Regions from separate parts of the Homo sapiens genome. Here all the other regions are linked to region 2. A link is a contact called in ENCODE Hi-C or POLR2A ChIA-PET data. All regions are on one chromosome and are shown on one strand. Each heading gives the region's core, a stretch centred on a gene start or an enhancer-like site at or near the end of the contact. The rest is flanking DNA. Distances are from core to core; before and after follow the strand shown.

Evidence for each region. A loop is a pair of places that touch in the nucleus more often than their neighbours do. ChIA-PET counts read pairs that join two places held with the same protein, here RNA polymerase II (POLR2A). Pooled maps may share reads with other maps.
Region 1: a pooled map shows a loop between it and region 2 (2.1-fold over the local background). The contact joins the enhancer-like site here to the promoter of NCKAP1L in region 2. A Hi-C loop is called at or near these places in 1 of 50 pooled maps. POLR2A ChIA-PET finds 5 or more read pairs at or near these places in 3 of 52 experiments (A673, GM12878 and WTC11).
Region 3: a loop to region 2 is called in a pooled map, with 7 times the contacts of the local background. The contact joins the enhancer-like site here to the promoter of NCKAP1L in region 2. A Hi-C loop is called at or near these places in 1 of 37 single-sample maps with no recorded cell type and 7 of 50 pooled maps. POLR2A ChIA-PET finds 5 or more read pairs at or near these places in 1 of 52 experiments (T-cell).
Region 4: a loop to region 2 is called in a pooled map, with 6 times the contacts of the local background. The contact joins the promoter of SMUG1 here to the promoter of NCKAP1L in region 2. A Hi-C loop is called at or near these places in 6 of 50 pooled maps. POLR2A ChIA-PET finds 5 or more read pairs at or near these places in 2 of 52 experiments (activated T-cell and endothelial cell of umbilical vein).
Region 5: a loop to region 2 is called in a pooled map, with 14 times the contacts of the local background. The contact joins the promoter of TESPA1 here to the promoter of NCKAP1L in region 2. A Hi-C loop is called at or near these places in 2 of 37 single-sample maps with no recorded cell type and 12 of 50 pooled maps. POLR2A ChIA-PET finds 5 or more read pairs at or near these places in 1 of 52 experiments (CD4-positive, alpha-beta T cell).

The regions. Positions count from the first base shown.
Region 1 is chr12:54,239,812-54,242,511 of GRCh38, reverse strand. It overlaps CBX5 (chromobox 5), which reads left to right. Exons shown (of 5, transcript NM_012117.3): 5 at 607-2,700. The coding sequence ends at 757. Among named protein-coding and RNA genes, the nearest start is that of MIR3198-2, 9.7 kb to the right of the region's middle. Within about 2 kb of position 1,256, at least 2 of the 41 ENCODE cell types and tissues checked have a DNase peak (open chromatin) inside an H3K27ac peak, as active enhancers do; they include GM12878, where a contact is called at or near this core.
Region 2 is chr12:54,496,331-54,499,030 of GRCh38, reverse strand. NCKAP1L (NCK associated protein 1 like) reads right to left here and starts at 1,279. Exons shown (of 31, transcript NM_005337.5): 1 at 1,140-1,279. The coding sequence starts at 1,241. RefSeq lists enhancers at 1,088-1,147, 1,258-1,317.
Region 3 is chr12:54,215,792-54,218,519 of GRCh38, reverse strand. No RefSeq gene overlaps it. Among named protein-coding and RNA genes, the nearest start is that of MIR3198-2, 14 kb to the left of the region's middle. RefSeq lists silencers at 484-533, 2,335-2,520. Within about 2 kb of position 1,424, at least 8 of the 41 ENCODE cell types and tissues checked have a DNase peak (open chromatin) inside an H3K27ac peak, as active enhancers do.
Region 4 is chr12:54,187,583-54,190,282 of GRCh38, reverse strand. SMUG1 (single-strand-selective monofunctional uracil-DNA glycosylase 1) reads left to right here and starts at 1,298. Exons shown (of 4, transcript NM_001243787.2): 1 at 1,298-1,332; 2 at 2,381-2,464. It overlaps LOC105369777 (a long non-coding RNA gene), which reads right to left and starts at 1,186. Exons shown (of 3, transcript XR_944984.2): 1 at 1,081-1,186.
Region 5 is chr12:54,983,490-54,986,234 of GRCh38, reverse strand. TESPA1 (thymocyte expressed, positive selection associated 1) reads left to right here and starts at 1,473. Exons shown (of 11, transcript NM_001136030.3): 1 at 1,473-1,650. It overlaps LOC107984515 (a long non-coding RNA gene), which reads right to left and starts at 1,384. Exons shown (of 2, transcript XR_001749161.2): 1 at 1,270-1,384.

The sequences.
Region 1 (2,700 bases), core at 7-2,506, 260 kb after region 2:
GCACTGTTGCTCAGGCTAGAGTGCAGTGGCGCGATCTCAGCTCACTGCAAGCTCCGCCTCCCGGGTTCACGCCATTCTCCTGCCTCAGCCTCCCGAGTAGCTGGGACTACAGGCGCCCGCCACCACGCCCGGCTAATTTTTTGTACTTTTAGTAGAGTCGGGGTTTCACCGTGTGAGCCAGGATGGTCTCGATCTCCTGACCTCGTGATCCACCCGCCTCGGCCTCCCAAAGTGCTGGGATTACAGGTGTGAGCCACCGTGCCCGGCCCCTGAATGTAGGTTTGATTGGGTTCACTCACATGCTCATATTCACAAATAAAAATTTTGGAAGCAGATTAATATTATTTATTATTCATCTTTTTAACCTAAGCCCACCATGGTTTACATCTAAATTCTAGCTACAGACATCTGTTTCTGTATAATATATTAGCTATTAATCCATTTACTTACATTTCTTCTTGAAAATATTGAAAGGGTCCTTTTCACCTTGAAACCAAGGTGAGGAGGAAATCAAGTCAACTAAATCCATATAATGACATAAACGTATGTCTGGACAGATTCTTTCACTCTTCCTCTCCTTTTAAGTCTCATATTCTTTCTCTCCAGGAAAGACACAGATGAAGCTGACCTGGTTCTTGCAAAAGAAGCTAATGTGAAATGTCCACAAATTGTGATAGCATTTTATGAAGAGAGACTGACATGGCATGCATATCCTGAGGATGCGGAAAACAAAGAGAAAGAAACAGCAAAGAGCTAAAGGAGGGGATGGTCTCTGTCATTTCTCTTTGTACATAATACATTCACCTCCCTGCCTCCTCTCCTTTCTACCCACCCCTTTCTATCCTAAACACATCCATAAAAAATGTGCTTATCACTGTGCTCCACAGGAGAAATGTTGGTATTGGTTCTCTTGTAACATAACTGATGGTCTGATTAATGATAAGTGTCTCTCTGTGAAGACCAGGCATTTACATACTGAGTGTAATACCCACAATTTTTTTTTCCTTTGCCCTGATCTCTTCCTTCTGCTTCCCTGTGACCTCAAGATGAGTTTCAACTTTTTAATCACCTTAGAGTCTTGATCTTTTCAGGGTTGGTCGCTTTTTAGGTTGGGGGATTTTGTTACAATGATGTTGAATTTTGGTTTCTTGCTTTGGTTCTTAGAACATGTTGCTGACTAGCTGGCCTTTGTTCTGACATGTTGAGATGGAAAGGATGTTGCCCATCTGTTAAAAAGCCAATAGCAACTGCCTACCTGTTGGGGCTTTCCCAACCTTGTTCAGCTCTACCCAGGAGAATACAGGGTTTCTGGTGTGGTCTTCTGGGCCACCCTCTGTTGTTCATCCTCACTCATCCTCCCAGAATTACTCCATCCTTTGGAAGATTTGAAATTTTACACTGAAATCTGTCAAGACACTCTTTTTAGCCCCAGGACTTTCGGTATTGCTTTTAGCACTCCCCACTTCTGCTTCTGTAAAGTGATATCAATTTGTGATAAAATGACAAGATTATTAACTGTGCAGATTTGTAGCTATAGTACATGAGGATGATGGGGTAGGGTACAATTGTCTTTATTATCATATATGGTATGTATGTATGATTTCTTTCCATTCCTCATATTTAGACTGTATATTTATGTAGGTGTGAGTGATTGCCTGGTGCTTGCTTGTGCCAAGGTGCTAGGCACCCTCCAACCCTGCCAACTTTTGTGGCCTCCCAAAGCATTCCTGTTACCAAAGAGGCTTCAAACCTGACCCTCACTTCTCAGTGGACCCGAGTTTCCCTTCCATGCCATTATTTTCAGTGGGGAAGTTTTAGAGGTGAGCTGTTGGCCACAATATCAATTTTAAGTGTTCATAGCAGTTATGTCTCCTGCATTCTTGGCTCCTGGATTTACCACCAAGAGTCCCCAAAATATTAATGCTCTTCCCTTTTTCTACCCTCAAACTTATAGTTGTATCTTATTTTTTAAAATGAATTTTCATGGCCAGGCACAGTGGCTACCGCCTGTAATCCCAGCACTTTGGGAGGCTGAGGCAGGAGAATTGCTTGAAGCCAGAAGTTTGAGACCAGCCTGGGCAATGTAGTGAGACCCCCTGTCTCTAAAAAATATAAATAAAAATAAAGGCATGTTCCTGAAAGACTGTCACCTTGGAAAGTGACAGGCCCTGGCATTAGCATGTTGACACACCCTTTTCTTCTTACTCAGCAAAATACTTCGTTTTGGTTTCTTCTTGTGTTGCTATTGAGAAATTTGTCTGATCATATCCTTCTGCCTTTGTCCCCCAAGAAATGCCCTACTTTATCCTTTTCTTTTTGTAGTTGAGGAGGGCTAGAGAATCACAATTAAAAGTAAGGAAATAGCAGGGTTTTGAGGATCCTTGTCCCAGCCCCAAAGCTGAGGAAATAAGAATAAATGCTTAATATAGCCTTAATTCTAGAGCGCACCAGCCATGAGGCTGCTTTTCTTGTTGTTTTTGATTTTTAAAACATACAGCTGTCTGGCCAGGAGCATCTACCATTTCTAGATTATTCAGAGTAATGAGGGGAATGGATGGATTGCTCCAGTCCACAGATGAGCCACATAATATGCAAATCATATACCCATTCATAGCATTTGTTAACATTGCTTCCCTGCTCAGCTGCTGATTGAATTCTGTGTGCTTATATAAATTATGTCAAAAATTATACTGCATAATT
Region 2 (2,700 bases), core at 30-2,529:
TCGCTTGAACCCGGGAGGCGGAGGTTGCAGTGAGCCAAGATCGTGCCACTGCACTCCAGCCTGGGCGACAGAGCGAGACTCCGAAAATAAATAAATAAATAAATAAATAAATAAATATAAAAATAAAAAGCATAAGAGTAGGTCAAGAAAAAATTCCAAGACATTAAGCCAAGTATCTAAGAGCGAAATAACAACCTAGGCATTTTGTCTTGATGGGTAGAGTTTAATGCCTGCTTGGCCCCAGCACAAAGAGGAAGCTGTTTCCCCGCCCCTCAACTGAAGCCGGAAGGAACAAGAAAAGCAGCTGCTCAGGAGTTAGACTTTGTACAAGATTCAGTGTCACAATTTTGTTCACTATGTAAGTATCTTATCCCAAAGGGCATTTACAGGATTCATGGTGACAGAGAAACCGTGTTCCTGGTGATTTGTTTTATTACAAAAAACACAAAAGCTCCCTCCCCCAAAGTCCCCTATTTTCTATGCCAGGAACTCCCCATAAACACCCCTGTCTTTATCTCTTTACTTCCTATGGTTTGCCCAGCCCCTAGCCCACCTCTTGTCACTAGCTTCTTTCAATTCCTCAGTTCCTATTCTAAACACACACACACACACACACACACACACACACACAACCACCACAGCATGAACTACCCCAGGAGCAGCTCAGAAGACACCTACCCTTTTTAATCTAAATACCTAATTATCTATTTTTTTTCCTTTTAGGGAAGCACTTCCACAGAAAAGTTTTTGCCAGAGACCCAGCTTCAGATCTCTTCAGAGTGTAGAGGATCAACAATAAATAATAAAACCCAGAAGGTTGGACCCCAGACCTTTATCCAAGTCACTTGGAATACCACTGTTGTTTCCCCATCCCCACCCTCACCCCCATCCCCAGAGGAAAGCAGATGCCATCGTTGGGGCAAGAATCATATCTAGAAAGGGGAAGCCTTGAAAAGAAGCCTCCACTTCTGCCTTCCTGAACTGGCTGGCCTGTATAATCTGAGTGATTATGTAGATTATAGTCAGTGGAAAAGCAGTGGAAAAAAAGGTGGGAGTCTAACTGCTGCACCTGCCGCCTCAGGGTTCCCTGCCCTATTATTGTTGGAATAATCAGTACTAGTCCCATTGTTCATGCTTACCTTCTTGATGTTATACATACGGATGAGAACCCCCTGACCGCGATCATTCAGGATAGTGAGCTTCTCTGCTAATTTATGCTGGTAAGCAGATGTCAAAGACATGATGGCCACTGAGAGAGGAGCACCAGACAGCAATGTCTGATCTCCCCAAACACTTTCAGCTTAGATGGTGACACCCTCTGGCGGAGGGACCCAGCCTGGTTGGTGCACTGGTCTTCTGTTGCCTCTGCAATTGGCTCATGGGTGAAATCAGTCATTATGGCTCACAGGCCCTCAGAGCCTTCTTGTGCTTCCTCTTGCACACTCAGCAGGGGAGACTTCCTCTTTCTGGCTGTGCAGCACTTTTGGTAAGGCTATGAAGTGGGTGGAGCTGAGGAGAAGGACAGGCTTTCAAGGCTCTTCACAGACTGCACCAACCTTTTTGGTCTTATGCCCCCATAAGTGTCCTAGACAAAGCTGGGCGTGGTGGCTCACACCTGTAATCCCAGCACTTTGGGAGGAAAAGGTGGGAAGATCCATTGAGCTCAGGAGTTCCAGACCAGCCTGGGCAACATAGCAAGACCCCATCTCTATAAAAAATAAAAATTAAAAGCTGTAAGCTAGATAAACAAGTATCTACCACCCCACCCCTGTACACCTCTATATTTTCCTTCTTTTATATCCAAGAATGCCTATGAACCTTTGGCCTCATCATGTTTTAGTACCCAGATCAAATCCCATCTTCTCCTAAAGACCCCATCAATGTCAAATATTATATTGTATTATATTTTATATTGTCAAATACATATATTCCTTGTTATATGTTTATAGTGTACGTTGTATCTCCCCCAACTACAGCATAAGCTCCTTAATGACAGGAATTGTACCTAATACTTTTTTTTCTTTTTTTTTTTTTTTTTGAAACAGAGTTCCACTCTTGTTGCCCAGGCTGGAGTGCAATGGCATGATCTCTGCTCACTACAACCTCCACCTCCTGGGCTCAAGCAATTCTCCAGCCTCAGCCTCTGGAGTAGCTGTGGTTACAGGTGCCCACCACCACGCCTTGCTAATTTTTGTATTTTTAGTAGACATGGGGTTTCACCGTGTTGGCCAGGCTGCTCTCGAACTCCTGACCTCAGGTGATTTACCCGCCACAGCCTCCCAAAGTACTGGAATTACAGGCATGAGCCACCACACCCGGCCTCTAATACTTTTTTATATTTCTCACAATGCTCTACTACAGTGCATTGTACTTCTACAGTACATAATAATTCTCAAAGTAGTTCTCAAGAAGTACATAGTAATTCTCAAAATGTGATCCAGCAGCATCAGCATCACCTGGAAACTTGTTAGAGATGCAAATTCTTAGGACCCGCCCCAGACCACTGAATCCAAAATTCTGGGGTGGGTCCAGGCACTCTGTGTTTTAACAAACCCTCCAGGTGATTCCAATGCACACTCAAGTTTGAGAACCAGTGCTCTAGTACCATGGTATTTATGGATGCTTGAGAAACAGATCAATCCCTGTCCTCTGAGATTAGCATTGGTAGGTAGGCGAGTCTGTTGTGGGGCCTAGAAGTCT
Region 3 (2,728 bases), core at 175-2,674, 280 kb after region 2:
AGGGTGAACAATATAAGCTTTATTCTGCAAGCCTGGGAGTCCAGAGTTTTTAGCTGTTGACCTCCATTAGACCAATTTTTTAGCAAGGTAACCCCAGAGGCAGGACTACCACCTAAGAGGCTATGCACCAGTCCTAGCAGGAAAATCCCACCAGAAGCCCCTGGTCCAAGGCGTCAGGTAAAGATGAGCGCATTCAGGAGACATTGACCAAGTCGAGTCCAAGAGAAATGGAGGAACCAGAATCTGAGATTGCAGGCTTGGCCTGCGCCAGTGCGAGACAGACATGCCCAGAAGGTGGCTCGAGCCAGGGGAGCCGGGTCCGGGCAGGACTGATCCAGCGGTTACTCAGGGAGGCGTGAGAACGCGCCAGTACCCGGGACGTGAACAGCCGCGGCGGAGGCGCGCAGGGAGAACGCCTGCCCCGCGTGGGGCCTGCTCGCCCAGAGCCGCCAGCCACGAATTTATGGCCCAAAGCCGAATGCAGCTGTGCGCAGCTGGGTATGCAAATGTATGCAAATTCGCGCTGCCCGGCCCGGGCTAGGTTGCGAGCGGAGTCAAAGGGTGGGGGAAGGGGCGCAGCATTGTTACTGTTCTTGCGCTCCCAGAGGAGTTCAGACGCGGTGCGGGAGGGGATGCAGGGGGAAGAAATACATCTTCCCTGTCCTGACCGTCCCGCCTCAGGACCGTGACAATCTATCGGGACGAGCGTGGGTTCCCTCCATGTCCTCAATGACTTGTGCCCTCACGCCCTCAGCCCCACCCTGCGTAAGATGCGTGCAGGAGGAAGGGTCCTGACACCCAGAATACCTGAGCCCCTGTTGGTCTGAGCGTCCTTCCTTCACTGCGAGCGGGAAGGAGCCGCAGGGTGGGTAGATGATCCCACACCCGCCCGGGTCTCCCAGAATTACCCCTCCCCATAGCCAGGGAGGGGGTCGTCCGGAAGACCTGATTTCTTTCATCCCTTTATTGTGACCCGTCCTTCTGCCTCCCATCCGCTTCTTGAGAAGTCCCTACAGAAGTCTAACCATAGTCACATTTGCTATTGTTTCTGTTTTATTTTTCCGGGTGGTTTAGTGAGAAGATTATTCCCAAAGTCCCAAATGTTGGGTTCTGAGGGTGTGGGAGTGGGGCCTGGGCATCAACTCCCGCCCCCTCTCCCCCACCCAACGACCAAAGAATAAGTCCCCACGCTAGGCAAGAACTGGAAGGGAGTCTGGGCTGAGGCTGTCATCTCCCGGCTCTGGCTTGTTTTTTTTCCCGCTTTTTTTTTTTTCCCTTGCTGACTCTTCCCACAATGGCCACAAGGGGTCTTCCTTGCGCTAAGAATGGGAAATCCGGCGTCAGGTTTGAGCGCTGTGAGGGTGGGGCGCCTAGCGATGCTTCCTCTCCGCGGTTTCCGAGCGCCGAGACCTGCAGGCGTCCCACCTCCCCGCCCCTCCTCGGTGGCTTCACTCAGTCGCAGACGACTTCAGTTCTCTTACCCCACGCTCCAGACTGGAGATTGGCATTTCAAGATCTCCTGCTCCTTCCCCTAAGCCTATGGAGCAACCGGAGGGCTGTGAGCTGAGACAAGAATTCGGGCCAGACATATAGTAGGCGCTCAATAAATGCTTTTCAGATGAATGACAATGTGGCAGTGTCCTGTTCAGAAGCTTGGGCAGGGAAGAGATGACTCGGGTGAGTTGAGCAGGACACCCCTCCTCCCAAAGCAAGAGGGTGCCAAGAGGCGGCTCAACTCCCTACCAGGGAAACTGAGGCCATCTGTGGGACTTACATATTGATACAGCAGGGGAGGTTCTGAAGTGACAGGGGCAATTAGAAGGGAGGGGTTAGCCAATCAGAAAGCTGTCATGGATTGATCTGACGTCGGAAGGCGGGAAAAACGGAAGATCCAGGCCCCTAAAGGAAAGCTTTGTTAGAACGGGAAAATGGGATGTGAGCGTGGAAAAGGGGCTGGAGATTTGGATTGTTTAGCTCAGAGAAGGAAAGTTAAGGCAGCCCCTTTCTCCTGTGAGGTCAGAAGTTGTTAGGTTTAGCTGAAGCTGCAGCAGGAGGAAGGGTGGTCAGACACCAGGAAGGACTTCCCCGTTGGAGTCAGACGTGGTGGCAGAGGGTGAAGGGGTGATGACGTCGTTCCCGGGGTGGGAGGTGAGTTATCTGAAACCCTCTTATAATGGGAACCCGTCAGGGGTGGTGGGGGCGGGAGATACAGTTAAGGGTTAGATGCAGTAGGTGGAAGCTTAGGTGAAGTCGGCTGCCCTTCCCCCACGGAAGCGGCTGCAGGGCCCGAGAGGTGGGAGGTTCCTGACCAGGTGCTCTCACGCTCACTGCCCACCTGGATGGACACCTGGGTGGTCCCGCCACACACCCCCACTCAGGGCTTGCAGGAAGTCCTTCCCCAGCCGGATGGGGCGAGGTGTGTTTGGATGAACCGTAGCCTCGGGTTGCACCCGGGTGGCGCAGACCTCCTCGAAGACCCTCACGTGGGCTCCCGTGGCAACTCGCCAGTCCCATCCCCTAGCTTTGGCGCATTCAGGGCCGCTCCTGAAATGTCCTCCCTGCAACCCTAGAAAAGGCTCCTCTGGGAAGCTTGCCCTGTTCTCGCCAGCCTGGTCAGAAATCCTATGGCTCTTCTACTTTGTTTCTCTGGGTGACCTGGGTGAGCAGGAACCACACCTTGATTAGCACATAGTAGGGACACCAAATAAAGTTTTGGGTGGAGGCCTGG
Region 4 (2,700 bases), core at 49-2,548, 310 kb after region 2:
CTTAGGGGGTTCCCAGTCTAATGAAAGTTTTAGAGTCACGACACAGAACCAGACCCAGATAGAGCACAAGAACAAAACTAGGAATAGGACAGATTTGGACATAGATATTGGGATGGGGGAATGGTGGGGGAATGGACTGTTAGGTGCAGCCATGGGATGAGGATTGATCAGGGAAGCCTTCCTGGACAAAGTATTTGAGGGAGAAGATTTGGATGGAAGAGTGATAGCTAACTTTATGTGTCTACTTGAGTGGTCTAAGGGACACCCAGATAGCTGGTAAAACATTATTTCTGGATATGTCTGTGGAGTGTTTCTGGAAGAGATTTGCATTTGAATTGGTAGACTAAGAAGATCACCCTCATTAATATGGGTGGGAACCATCCAATCCCTTGGGGGCCAGTAGAACAAAAGAGTGGAGGAAGGCAAATTCTCTTTCTTCATGAGCTGGGACATCTATTTTACCTGCCTTTGGACATCATTGGAGTTCCTGGTTCTTCGTCCTTCAGGCTCTGGGACTTAGCAGTGAGCCTCCTCCCCTGCTTTGGACTTTCCTGAATTATACCACCTGTTTTCCTGGTTCTCCAGTGTATAGACAGCAGAGCGGGAGACTGTGGGACTTCTTGGCCTCCACAATCCTGTGAGCCAATTCTTGGAATAAATCTCGTCATATAGATAGATATCCTGTTAGTTCTGTTCTCTGGAAAACTCTTGACTAATACTGAGGTTATAGGGTTGGGCAGATAGCAAGGCAGAGAAAGAAGTCAAAATGGTGACACTCTGGAGATGGGCTTGGACAGTAATGGGGGATGCCCCTTGCTAAAAAGTTGTTAGGAGCTACCAGAAATGTCTTCGTGGATGTTCTGTATAAGTAATGGCAGGCTGCAAAGGAGAAGTCTCTTATACCCACGGTGGCAGGGGGCCTAGCAATGGTCTTTAGCTATTGTTAATACCTTCAGGTGGGTGAGGGATTGGGGATGGTTGAAGCTTCCTGATTTGCAATCCCTTTGGGAAAATAGTGAATGAACTTTTGGAAGGGCGATGCCCTTTAGGGATAGAACCCAGGATTTCCTAGGTACTTACAGGCTGTGGCTTTTCACTTCTCAAGACTTCCTGATTTAACGCTGATGGAAAGATTAAACTACAATTCCCAGCGATCTTTAGGGCTAATTTAGTGCGCCTTCCGGGATTGGAGCATTTCCGGCGGAAGTGGCTGCGGGTACGCCAATCTCCTTCCCTAAACAATGTAGACTACGACTCCCACTGTCCTTAGCGCCGGGGGTTGGGTTTGGGGTGGGGGAAAGGAACCGGAAACGGGATGGGGAGCTGGACCAGGTGAGGAAGTAGGGGGCTGGGAATCCGGGACTGTGGGGGCAAGTTGACGGCTCCCAGGGTCGTCGGGGCTGAGCCGAGAGGGTGGTTAGAATTTCTATATTTTGGGGTCCCTCCCTCCGTATGGGGTAAGACTCAGTGCAGGGAGAGCCCAGCCTATGAAACCGCCTGGGAGGTCTGCAGGATCAAGGCTTTCCAGTCGGCCGGAGCCAGCGGGCGCCCCCGGAGGTTTTGTATGGTGCCTTAGTAGTCGGCCCCTTTGGAACCAGATGAAATGGTCTTTTTGAGTTTATGCTTTATTATTATTATTGTTTATTTATTTATTTTTCTGAGACGGAATTTTGCTCTGAATTCCAGGCTGGAGTGCAATGGCGCGATCTCAGCTCACTGCAGCCTCCGCCTCCCGGGTTCAAGCGATTCTTCTGCCTCAGCCTCCCGAGTAGGTGGGATTACAGGCGCGCGCCACCATGCCCAGCTAATTTTTGTATTTAGTAGAGACTGGGTTTCACCATGTTGGTCAGGCTGGTCTCGAAGTCCTGACCTCGTGATCCGCCCGCCTCGGCCTCCCAAAGTGCTCGGATTACGGGTGTGAGCCACCGCGCCCGGCCTATGCATTATTATTATTATTATTATTATTATTATTATTATTATTATTATTTATTATTATTATTATTATTATTATTATTTCGTTTAAGGATATTTATTATTGTCCCTGGACTCCCGGAGTGCCTCCAAAGGACAGGGGAGTGCATATGTGATTTCGATTCCTTCCTCACTTCCCGGATTTGATGTCAGAGAAGTCTGACATCAGTCTGAAGTCGGCCCTTGGTGGTCAGCCTTATCGCTTGGTCCAACTCCGCTGTCTTTGTGCTTAATGTAGTATGACACCGTATTTTATAAAATATCTACATTTCTTAAGCCTCTGGCTCTTGGGGCGACTTTGGGTAGAACTTACAAGTTCCTCCTTTGGGTTCTCTTAGTGTTTTGTTCCGGGTATTAAAGCTCACATCACACTGTATTACAGTTAGTTGTTTATTTGCCCTCACAGCAGATTATGAGCTTACAGAAAGCCTGGCCTACATTTTACTCTTTTTGGATTTCTTCCTCATCAAGAGACTGCTGCAGTGCCTGTCATGTAAGAGACTCATAAGTATTGAAAAAAAAAATGAGTTAACAGGTGGTAGGTTGGATGGAGTATGTGATTTTCCATAGAGAAGAGAGTTAAATGAGTTGCTCAAGAGAACCTTCTTAGAGATGAAACAGGAGTAGAATTCAAATCAATTGACTTCCAGCCTGTGGCTCTTGCTATGAGATCAGGCTTTGAAGTTATGGAACAATGAAAGTAGTATCTTGCCACTCTTTTCCCCAGCC
Region 5 (2,745 bases), core at 224-2,723, 490 kb before region 2:
AAAATTAAATCTCTCTCACATATTTCCAAACTCCCTACCGAAGTTATATTCTCCATTTCCCAAACATATTGGAAAACAACTGTTAAGGAAAACATTGAATTCTAGAAACTTAGGATTTAAAAGAGTTGTTAAGTTTCCATTAGTTCAGCTTTTATAGTTAATTTGTACGGAAAAGAATAGTAAATAAAGAGAATTAGGGCGTGTTGGATTTAGCATTTTACTTGTTGACTGTGAAGCTAATTCTCAGAGAAGCACATATTTAGCATCTACTATGTCCTGAGAAAATATGTTAGATATTTTCATGCCTACGTAAAAGGAATAGCGTGGGAGAAGGGTTGAGTGAGAAACAGAGAGAATTGTTATTTTCCTCACATTATACTTGAAGAAAATAATGTTTTGAGAACTTAATTTGCCAAGCAAGAATTTTATTTAGGATTATTTCTACCATATTATAGCTATACTATGGATACTCAATGGAGTTGTCCCATTGATGATTGGAAATGGAATTTAGAAACATGGTAAAAAAAAAATCTAACTATACCTATAGCCAAAAAATCAGAAAGAAGGTAATGAACATGTGAAAATCAGTCACAATTAACACATTAGAGGAGTGCCTTGTAGAATAAATATTGTGATATACATTCATAAATAAATGATTTAAAGAAGGAAACAGTAGAATCAGGAGAGAGACAGAAAGAAGATATCCAAAATGCAGCAGCATCCTACGGAGAAGAGTGTTCAGAGATACTGGAGAAGCGAGGAGGGATAGTTAGCAGTGCTGGATGCTCCCGGTGGGTGAAAGTGATTGAGGCCTGGGAGAAACCTTTTAGAGTTCAACAAGCCTTTTCCAAACTGAAAACCAATAAACTGAAGACATCTTCAGGGTGTAACCGATTTTAAAAGTTCAGCTTTGAAAACGTTGGGGAAAGCAGTCATTTACTACAAAAACAAAAACTTTGAAGTGGTTTGAACATAAAACAAAGTTAAGAAACTAACAGAAAAAAAAAGTAGTCAGTATTCAAAAACAAGCTTCGGGGGAATTTACCAGAGTATGAAAGTTATCAACACAGAGCGACTGGCTCAGAGCCCTCTCAAGTGTGTGATACGACTGGAAACTTCTTCTCTGAGATAAACGCCAGATCATTTATGAGAGAGAGCTTTCCCATTTTCAGACAGCTCTCCTGAGGACAGAAGGATTTATCTGCAGCAGTGGAATTCTAGTTATATGGTAGGAAGACTCCTGCACACACCTCTTTAAATGGACTGTACCTTTGCCTTAATAGGAAAAGATCTCCTGTTTTTCTGGAAAGACAGAGGCAGCTCTGGGGCAGGAAGGTCTTCCTAGTTGTGAGCACCGTGTCTACGGATGGTTTGTCCTTCGCTCAGTCTCCTGAGCCGGAGCAAAGGATGTGGCTGGGCCAGGAGGCGGGGACTGCATCTACATGTGTGGATGTGTGTGTGTGTGGTGTGTTCTCATTTCCGCTTCCCCTTTTGAGCAGGCAACAGCAGTTGAATGAGTTCAGGGAGAAAGGCATAATCTACAACATGATACTTTCTCACTTGCTTCACCTCTGTGCCCACACCTGTGAAGGCCTCGGCCCAGCTTCGACAACTGCTTTGCCTCAAACTCAGCTTTCTACCAGCAGACAGGTAAGCACAGCCTTTATCTCAGTTTCAAGGCTGTACTGATTTAGGGTGATGCTAGGAGAAAGAAGGAAACATGTCAGAGAAAAATCAGGCTGTCAAGTCAAGGGAAAATCAAGAGAAAATCTCCCACCACTCTTACTTCAACCTTAAAAGCATCCATCATTATGCCTAGGAGAACGATGCTGGGTGCCCTTTTGCTTTCGTTTGTTTGTTTTCTCTTTATTATCAGAGAGGTAATCTTTCTAGATTCTCAAAACTTGGGTCTCTTTGATGACTTGAATAACATTTTAGGAATTTTTTTTCACCTTTCTCACCTGCAAAGTTCTTCTCTGTGTCTTGCTGAACTCATTGTTGCTGCAATTTCCATCTGATTATAACATCGAAAAGTTCTCAAGGAAGAAGTTTCCCGGTTTCATTTCAGGCCCTACTCTAGTGTCCATAGCTCCAACCATTGAGAGTACCTGGCTGAAATCAACTTTGCTTTCTGTGGGTATGACCTCTTTCTTCAGAAGCTGTAGAAGAAACTTGTTGAGATAAACTGCAGCAAGATATATTGAGGTCAGCTACGAGGGAGGATGTACACACTTGAGTGAGGTAAGGTCAAATTCACCGGGAGGCTCAAGATAGATGGATAGCCACCATCAGGACCAGATTTCAGGGTTCACATCTCAAAGATAGATAGATGGATGTGTTGCCTTCTCAGTGACCTACATAATATTGGGGGCTTCATGCTCCTCCAACACCCCTTGCCCCAGTGGTAGCAGGCAGAGCATATCACCACCTACATGAGTTTTGGGGTAGATGGAGGAGTGGAAAGATCCTCCACCCTGGGGTTTTCCCATGCCCCTTCTGTGCCACTAAGCTCACCAGTGGGTGGAAGAAAAAGGGTGGGTCCCCAGGGCAGGGCAAGGACAAGAAAGGAGAGTTCCACAGAAGTGATTTGACAAGACTGTGAGCATTTACAGGAGATATCCAGGGAAGTACTAGTGACTCTGTATACCACAAATGGTCCTGAGTAGAGAGGTAAGGAGACTTTCTAGATGGTGCAGGGCAGTACCTAGGATGGGAGGTTGGAGGTAGGAACCTTCAACTTGTGTG